Regions from separate parts of the Homo sapiens genome. Here region 2 is linked to region 1. A link is a loop called in an ENCODE intact Hi-C map of the cell type or tissue named here. Cell type or tissue: dorsolateral prefrontal cortex. All regions are shown on one strand.

What was found. Peaks named below come from ENCODE experiments on the same cell type or tissue, not always from the same donor. Only the 100,000 strongest peaks of a DNase experiment are listed, where the experiment ranks them.
Region 2: a loop joins it to region 1, with 2.1 times the contacts of the local background. A loop is called at or near these places in 4 of 110 quality-filtered maps.

What each region holds. Positions count from the first base shown.
Region 1 is chr5:125,048,516-125,053,515 of GRCh38, forward strand. All of the region lies in intron 2 of LOC101927421 (a long non-coding RNA gene), which reads left to right. Among named protein-coding and RNA genes, the nearest start is that of ZNF608, 300 kb to the left of the region's middle. In dorsolateral prefrontal cortex, no CTCF peak of the experiment used is centred here; a DNase peak (open chromatin) is centred at 2,632.
Region 2 is chr5:124,921,328-124,926,327 of GRCh38, forward strand. No RefSeq gene overlaps it. Among named protein-coding and RNA genes, the nearest start is that of ZNF608, 180 kb to the left of the region's middle. RefSeq lists enhancers at 89-178, 1,854-1,963. In dorsolateral prefrontal cortex, no CTCF peak of the experiment used is centred here; a DNase peak (open chromatin) is centred at 2,024; H3K4me3 peaks cover 204 bases; H3K27ac peaks cover 2,920 bases.

The sequences.
Region 1 (5,000 bases):
AGGCCTTTACCACCACCTTTACTGAGATTGGGAGATGCCAGACAACAAAGACCTCTTTTCATATGAACTAGATATAACTTACTTTCATTTGTAGTCAAAACAGTATTAATTAAACTAGTTAATGGGATCCAAAAAGCCAGTCACACATGGGGTAGAAACTGGGGAGGCCTGTAGAGTGGCTTAGTGTGAATTCCTGGCTCACCGCAGTGCTCCTTACTGAATGGCAGAATACTGGCCCTACTTTCACTTGGGAAAAAAATGAATTCTAGATAAACAAAAGAAGTGGGCCAATTGAGTTCAGGTTCCTTCCACAAATATTTTGAGCTACTGTTCTGTTTTTCCACGAAGTCCACTGTGTATCCCAGTCCTCTCAAAGCTCTATGACTAAGTAAGATTGCATTACGTAGAATTCCTTTTATATTCTTTTTTTTTTTTAGACAAGGTCTCTCTCTGTTGCCCAAGCTGGGGTTCAGTGGCTTGATCAGGGCTTACTGCAGCCTCAACCTCCCAGGCTCAGGTGATCTTCCCAGCCTCTTGAGTAGCTGGGACTACAGGTGTACACCACCATGCCCAGCTATTTTTTGTAGAGATGGGGTTTTGCCATGTTGCTCAGGCTGGGCTCAAACTCCTGGGCTCAAGAGATCCACCTGCCTTGGCCTCCCGAATTGCTGGGATTACAGGCATAAGCCACCACGCCAATTCTGTATATTCTTTTAATAATCCTCAATATGAAGGTAATTTTTGCATATGTCCTCTGGGCAACTACAAACCAACAAATATAACCACGATCAGCGATTCTCAGTGGGTACCATGGAGTCACTGTAAACCTTTTAAAAGACAGAATTTTGATATAAGTGGGTTTGAAAACTCCACAGGTGATGTACAAAATGCATCCTGATTAAGATTCCCATTCCTGGATTTTCTTTCAAATTCCATGATTGTGGAAAAGTTGCTTAGATGGACATTAGGTATTGATGAGTGGGCAGTGAGCTGTATCAATCTATAACTATGTTAAAATCCCAGAAAAGTGATCAGCCTATAAACAGCTATCCACATCTCCAGTTTTACCAGGTGAAAAGAGCTACTGTCAGCTTGGCTTCCTCCTTCTAGAAATAGAGTCATACTTTGGATTTAATATAGTTTTTGGTTATTATGAGACTTAAACATGACATTTCTTTGTATTTTCCTCTCTGCCTGTTTCTCTCACACTCTCATATTCTTCTGGTTGTAATTTAGCAGCCCTACATTCCCGACATCAAATGGAGGTTAAGTACCGTGTTATTTAAACAAGATGAATGTATTTGATAATGACTGAGTAAGGAAAGTGGAGGAGGAATAAAGTAGGGAGGAACAACTCCCAGCAGCAGGGCGTGAGGAGAAATGTCTCAGCAACACCACATTCATGGATCTGCTCGGTAAAAATACTGCTGACATAACATTATAATTCATCTCCCTAAAGTTTTATGTTTCCCACTTTGGAAAACAACTATGTCTGGTATATAATTTCACTCTTGTATTATGACATTTGAGAAAGTAGCCAGGACTGGTTAAGTTTAACTCCCCCCATGAAGTTATTTTAGATGTCAGTTTCTACAAGTGATTCACAAACGGGCAGATTAGCAGAAACATGTTATTCCAGAATGGTCAGGATTGGGGAGAGCTAGAGAAAAACACTGACTTTATTCTTTGATGTTTGTGGTGGTGTGAATATTTGTCTTGTATTTGCTTTGGTGATCTCATTGTATGATTTTAGAAGAACTATCAACTGATCTATTTTCTCTTTCTTTGAATAAACTTAAAAATGTGACCCAATTGTTTTCAGTCAGAGATAATAAAATAATGGATGTTATCATTGTTTTGAAATAATCATTTACTGTTGTTACTTTCTTCATGGTGTTCTTGAACTTAGGTTTGAAATAATTAATTAATTTTGATTCCATGATCTCATCTGAATGTGGCAGAAGGAGAAATGGAATTTGTACTCTGAAAATCTGTGTTCTGCGGTGTTCTTAGCTTAGGTAATGATAAATCCTTGGACTGTGGATGTGTTCAAAATGTGCCACATTTAGACATCTCTGGTCACTGGCATAAACCTTTAGTTATTGCTTAAATATAGATAAGTGTCTTTCTTTTTTAAAAAGTCATATTGTGTGTAAAGAATAAAATAAGTATATATATTGAATGGCCTGAGAGCAAAACAAAACACTGAAAAACTTATGAAAGTAGAAAAATGAGTATTCTTATGACTCTATTAAATTATATTTTGTAAGATGAAATACTTTGACTACATATTGGGTACAGTATACACTGCTTGGGTGATGGGTGCACCTAAATCTCAGAAATCACCACTAAAGAACTTATCCATGTAACCAAAAACCACTTCTTGCCCCAAAACTATTGAAATAAAATAAAATAAGACATATAAATAAATACTTTGCTTTATTTAGTTTATTGGTAATATATTAAATAAGGTGTGAAAGTTCTGAGATTTTTATCCTCCTTGCAAGCTAACAAGTTATCCTGCCACAGTGTCATGGATGTTGGCAGAAAACATGAGACTCTTGGGTCAGAGACAAAGAACCATTTATTAGTCACAGCAATAGCAGTAGCCAGAGTATCAGTGATTGTCCCAGCTGCCTAAGCCCTGATTCCTACAGGGCTGCACAGCTGATTCCTGGACTCACAGTGGGTTGTGTTACAGGAGAGAAATCTTGAATTCAGGGGACCTGAACCTTTTATAACAGGTAGCCTGCCTAACTTTGCCCTGAAGAGAGATGTTACCGTCAATTTACTGGACAGAACCAAACATGCCTTATTTTCTTTGGAGGGAAACACTATATCTATCTTCCAGGGCCTTTTACTGTATAGACATCCTTGAAAATATAGTCTGGACAAAAGGCAGGCAGTGGCTCTACTCCCAAGATGTGTACAAATAGGGGGAAGCCAAGAAGAATTGTCTCCCAGTTGATGCAATGTATAGAAATGTACGTTTGTTTCTCTGTAATTAAGCTGAACTTAGCTTTGAAATCTCTATTTTTTAAGGTGAAAAAGATATGCTCATCAAGGCAAATTCAGTCACCTTAAGCTTAAAATGTATTTTCATTTGTTGTAAATTTAAATTAATTTGGGATTCTCATACTGTTTTTTTCTGCATTCCTCTTAGAAGTAACAATATAGTAGCAAACACTTAAAATAGTACTTATAACCACGATGTAATATAATATTCTAAACCCTTTGCATAAGTTAAGTTAATTTATTCAATCTTATACGTAGACTGTTTTCTTTTTTGAGACGGAGATTTATTCTTGTTGCCCAGGCTGGAGTACAGTGGCATGATCTTGGCTCACTGCATCCTCTGCCTCCCAGGTTCAAGCGATTCTCCTGCTTCAGCCTCCTGGGTAGCTGAGATTACAGGCATGTGCGACGCCTGGCTAATTTTATATTTTTAGTAGAGACGGGGTTTGACTGTGTTGACCAGGCTGATCTCGAACTGCTGACCTCAGGTAATCCGCCTGCCTCGGCCTCCCAAAATGCTGGGATTACAGGCGTGAGCCACTGCGCCCGGCCTTGTAGACTGTGTTTTTATCTCTACTTTATATGTAAAGAATTTGAGGCACAGAGAGGTCACTTTGCCCCAAATTACCAAAGCAGCAGAACTGAGATTCTAACCAAGAGGACTCTAGAGTAGGTTCTCCTCGCCTAAATGCGACTTCTCTGCTTTCTAAGAGCTCTGTGGTCTCTATGATCTTGGGGGCTTCTATATCATATTTTTTTTTTTTTTTTTTTTTTTTGAGACGGAGTCTTGCTCTGTCACCCAGGCTGGAGTGCAGTGGCATGATCTTGGCTCATTGCAAACTCTGCCTCCTGGCTTCAAGCGATTCTCCTGCGTCAGCCTCCCAAATAGCTAGGACTACAGGTGTGTGCCACCATGCCTGGCTAATTTTTTGTATTTTTATTAGAGACAGGGTTTCACAGTATTAGCCAGGATGGTCTCGATCTCCTGACCTCATGATCTACCTGCCTCGGCCTCCCAAAGTGCTGGGATTATAGGCGTGAGCCACTGTGCCCAGACTCTATATTATATTTGCATGGAATCCAGATTTAGTCCAGTCCTCTCTTGCTTCCGCTGTGGTATCTTGTCCCATAGCATAGTCTCTGTCTTTGTCAGTTCAACCGCTGGGCTCTGGGAGACTCTGCTTACTCCCATCTACTTAAAAGCTTCTCTGCAGGGATTTAGAGCTCCATGCCGGCGTGGGGGAGATAGCTCTGTGATGTCTCCCTTGAGCCCTTCCACCAACACCACCCCTCAGTTACAGCTTTTCCGTTACTTAGAGGCCCTGCCAAAAACATCGTTTGAATCTCAGCTCTGCCACTTGCTAACGTGACATCTCTCTAACAATTTCTACACCTCTGAAGTGGAGACAATGATACTGTATTGCTCAGAGGTAAAGGTTAAATGAGTTAATTTATACTTGGGAGGTAAAAGTGCTATGTTAAGTGTCTGTTAATACATTATTACAACTGAGGGAAATGGGAGGAAAGAGTTTTAGAGTGCGGAATTGACAGAAATGTATAACAACTAAAACATGTTTTAGGTTAGATGTGGCTGAGTTTACCTTGACAAGTTTAAATTTTCCACCATAAATATGGAGGCTCCAAAGTTTGAATCAGTTACAGAGAAATAAAGGAAGTTTCATGTCTGCACACAGGTCTGTGAGTTGTTGTCACTGTGAAGTTTGCTTTGTGGTGTAAAATCTCTCAACCTCTTTGCTTCTGGTATTCTGGTGTGACCTTAGCATATCTACATTTGTGCAAGGGTTTGATCCATTAAGGGGTCAGGTACAAGACCCTTTCTCATGCACTTGTTGATATCTGCACTTTTATCACATTCCCTAAAATTCCTCTTTTACCATCTACTAGTTGAATTCTTATTTAATTTCAGGTGGGACTAGTTGAATTCTTATTTAATTTCAGGTGGGACTAGTTGAATTCTTATTTAA
Region 2 (5,000 bases), 130 kb before region 1:
GTTAAAAGCTCTGTGAAGTAAACAATGATGTATATGAATTAGCAGCACAACCATAGTCAATACAAATCAAAGTGGCTTTATGAAGGTATTGATGTTTTCAGCTCTTCCTAAGGTTGAATACATTTAAGCGTTTATTCCCCAGGGCATTGTTGATCCAGATGAATGTATTCACTTTGAAACGAGACCATAGTCGCCGCTAGAGACAAAACTACATACACTGACCCAGATACGGTTCTTCCCCAGACCAAGTGACCCCAGCTGCAGCCGGAGTGCTCACAGTAAACTGAAATTACATGAATGACACCCAGGGAAAGACGCTTGTATTATAAAGAGGCTACATTTCTATTTGGTTTACTGATGTATTAATTTTTCAAAGTTTGGAATCTCTTCAAATACAAGGTAAATGCATTTTCTAAGAATTTGGCCCAGTGGCACTCGTCTGGATGTGATAACCTGTTTTTCCTGTATCATGATTTAACTTAAACTACTCTTGTAAGTGACTGATTCTGTATCTTCAAGTTACATTCATACATCCTGTGACTGGATATTGACGAATTCAGTAGGTGCCACAGGCATATCTTGCTTGTCTGAAAGGAAAGTTAATTTTATACTAAGATGCCACCATTAAAATAGATAATGAAAGCATTGTTAGGATTTACCAGATTAGCTAAAGCAACAAAACATCAGATTGTAACTAGATGACCTCGGGGAAAAACACAGGATGTATATTTCCACAAAACATCCCGCATCATTTGACATATTCAAAGTAAAGGTAAGCCATGTATTTTGGCCTTTATGTTGTTCACAGAAGAGTTCTTTGCACACTGGATATACATTGGAATTCATCTTCCTTTTCTTCTTAGTATGTTAGAATATCTATGTCTTCAAAAGGGTCAGCCTCAAATGAGTGAGCCAAAGGCACTTACATGCAGACCAGTACTTATTAGAAAGAACTGAGAAATGAAACATAAACTGATAAGTGAGTGCAAGTCATTCATCTTTTTAAAGCCCATAAAAAGAGAATTGTAAATTAAAATGTCTACAATAGGTTCAACACCTCTCTCTCAGCCCCTCCCTTTCCTTTGTCATGCTACAGCATTCAAGTGTGGGAATGTTTCTCTGAAACGTGTAAATCACACATTTAGTCATGCCATACCCAGGAGCACCGTACCGGGAGGAACGGGGAGGAAGGCCAAGGAAATTAAATATGAGTCCAGCAGTTTGTTAATGAAACATTTACACAAGCAGTTTATATGGTTGTAATAAAAAAGGGGGGCCTCTTTCATCGCACCTTTTCATTACTTAGCACAGTCTTTAAGAGGATTAATGTGGAAGGGGGGAAAAGAATGTGCTTATCAGTTGAGTCTCAGGATTGGTAATGCTGAGTTCTTAATAGATTGCCTCTGGATTTAGGATTACTGTGGTGCAAATTCTTCCAGGCTTTCAATAGAATAGAAAGCAGTTTGTTTTCCCCCCTTCAACGAGAAGGGCTATTGACTTGGTGATGAAATGACCTAGGACTCAGAGTTTATTCAAACCACTGCCTCCTGTTTCTGTCACTTCAGGGAGATTTATTTATTTGTTTGGGCTACTGGTAGCCAATGCATCAAAATATGCACTAATTCCACCACTACTGTGATTAAGAAGCAGCTAACAATGCAAGTTTAACAGCAACCAGCTGACTTTTATGATGCTTGTATTAAGGATCTAGTTTTCAAAAGGAAACAGCAGAGAAGACAAATCTATTTTTTGGACACTGTCAATTCCCTGCACCTCATTTTCTGACAGGTTTCCTAACAGCTCAGATAAACTACATATTTTGGAGGACAACTGAAGTGAATAAGTGGCCCTTTTAGTTTTCTGGGGAGTTAGAGGCAGCTTTTGTTGGCAATCTTGTGAAAGAGTACAGTACTGATGGATCATGCTGCTTGAGGTCCCGTGACTTCACACTATTTTTAGCACAAGGAAGATGTTAGTTGTAACAGTGTACAATGGGCTAATCAGCCATAATAGAACTCACACTGTTTTTCACTTCACATTGCACTTATTATGTGCCTTGAATGTAAACAGCTCTTTGCTTCTGACAAAGATGGCAGTTTGCCATGGTGGGATTCAGCCTTCTCTAAAGCTCAGCAAACATTGAATAGAGCAAGCCAGAAGACTGAAAAAGCAATTGTTTGAATTTATGTCACTTGCAACCTTAGACAAAATTATTTTTGTTACTTCCATCCTTTCCTTCCTACCTCCCTCAAATTAGCAAGCATTCACATATGTCAGTTATCAGCATATGAAAAATTATTTCCATTATTTCTCCACCCACATTTAGAGAATCAATAAATCATGTTTTATATAAAGTCTTGAATAATGACATCCCTGTGCATTTTATACCCATTGTGAAATATTTGGAACTTAACATAATAATATGAAGCTTGATCATATAAATAGATTGAAGTTGCTTTAAAGCATGATAAAAGATACTCTTTAAAATTACACCCAACACCCAAAAGAAGTTTATTGTTTTGCACCATCTGTATGTACCATTAGCAGATTCAATAGTTTGCTCTCAAAACAGATTTAGAGCAATTTACTATAAAGCAAATTGTTGTTGGCTAGGCTTCCTGCATTGTTATCCTATGATTTTTCCAGGCACAGGGGCATATTCAAAAGTTTTTTGAAATTTTATCACAGTAATACATGCACATGATAAAAACCATCAAGTAGTATAAGAAAGTACTTTATAAAGAAAAGTACCCTCCTCCACACTCAGGCCTATTACTAGCAGCAAAGACCTTTTTATTTTTTAGTTCTTCTTCTGGAGATTACTTCCTAACCCTAAATAAAAGGCTTATAATAGTATTTCTAAAGAATTTTTTTAAATTATTATTATTTTTTTTAGAGTTGGGGTCTTGCTCACTGCAGCCTCGAACTCCAGGGCTCAAGTGATTCTCCTGTCTCAGCCCCTCAGCCTCCTGAGTAGCTATGACTATAGGCATGTGCCACTGTGCCCAGCTAATTTTTATTTTTACTTTTGTAGAGTCAGGATCTTGCATTGTTGCCTAGGCTGGCCTTAAACCCCTAGCTTCAAACAATACTCTCACCTTGACCTCGCGAAGTGCTGATATTACAGGTGTGAGCCACTGCACCTGGCCTTATAATAGTATTTATTGATTGATTCATTCATTGATTCAGCAGATATTCACTGAGTGACTACTGTTTGCCACATACTGTTCTAAAACTGAGATACAACAGTGAACGAAACAGACAAAAGTCCCTGCCCCCTTGAAGCTGAACATTCCACTGGAGTGGAAATGAGGAGAGGCAGATAATAAATATCAATGAATAATTTATATCACATATCAAAAAGTGAAAAGGGGTATAGAATAAAAGAAATGAGAAAGGTGGGCAAGAGGGGTACTGAAGGTGGAAGGTGGTGTGAAGTTCGAAACACAGAGGTTAGGGATGGCCTAACTAAGAGTGTGATATTTCAGCAAAGACATGAAAGAAGTAATAGAGTAACCCATGAAAACATCTCAAAGGAGAGAGGCCAGAGTGGAAGGAACAGCCAGTGCAAAGGCCCTGAGGCAGGAGCATGGCTGGTTGGCTTAAGGAACAGTGAGGAGGTCAACTTGGCTGATGTGGAATGAGCAAAGGAAAGTGCAGTAGGAGATGGGGCTTGTGAAATGATGGGAGGAGGAGGTCCATGGGAGTGTAGGAAGGATTTGAACAGAGAATTAATTCAGTCCTGTTTAAGTTTTTACTTTCTTGAGGAAAGGATGTGTGAATGGAAGAAGGAAGTTATTTTGGAGTCTCTGCGGTGATCCAAGTGAGACAAGGAAACTCCCAACAGGTTGATGCCTCAGAGGAGTTAAGAAGTAGTCAGATTCTGGGTATACAGTGAGGCTTACTTGCTTTTCTGATAGATTGCATTTATAGAATATGAGAGAAAGAAGATTTGGCTTCAGCTACTGTAAGAATGGAGTGGCCCTTAATGGAGATAAGATAGACTGCTGGTTGAATGGGATTTGGAAGGAAGATTTAGTTATGGATATGTTGAGTTTGAGATGCCTTTAGACATCAAAGTGGTGATAACAGATAGATAAGTGGATATGAGAGGCTGGAGTTCTGGGGAGAGGTACAGACCTCGTATTTACATTTTTGGTCGTTAGCATATACATGGTATTTAAGGTCACATGCCTAGGTAAGCCCACTAGGGAATGAAGCTAAAAGAAGTCCAAGGACTTATCCTTGGGACATTCTCACATTAAAAGATTGGATAAGAAACTTGCAAAAGGAACTGAAAAGAAGTGAGGTCAGAAGCTACTGGAAGAAAGAGAGTTACAAAAGTAGGCTAACAAATGCATGTCAAGTTTACATGACCCACAGTGATATTCTCAGGTTAGAGAAAGAGTTATGAAGACAATGGTGATCCTGCAGCAAAGTAGAAGAGAGCACTTAAATTATAGAATGATGAAACATTAGAAGCATTTCCTTTAGAATTTAGAGTAATTTAGAAGTGTCTAGAATAAAGGAAAATATGTATTAAATAGCAGTGCTATATACTAGTAATAATCACTTTTTTAGTAGTATGAAACTTGGTGTCAACAGAAACTTTATATACCAATGAATAGCTTTAACAAAAAACGTGATAGACATGTATGAATACTTACAGTATATTCTGAGAGGTGTAAAAATGTAAAAGATTTCATGCAGATACATAATTGTTGATGTACAGGTGGACTGAGTATTGCAAAAGTGTTAATTTTTTTCTTGAATATATGAGTTTATCGTAGTTCAAAACAGAGTTCTGATGGGCAAATTTTTGGTACAGTAATGATCATAGCAGCACTATTTTTAATAGCCAACAACTAGAAACAATCAAATGTCCATAAATGAGTAAATAAACTGTATATTCATTCAATGAAATAATATACAGCAAGAGGATGATTGAACTACAACTACAGCATCAACATAGGTGAATCTCGCAAACATAATAATGAACA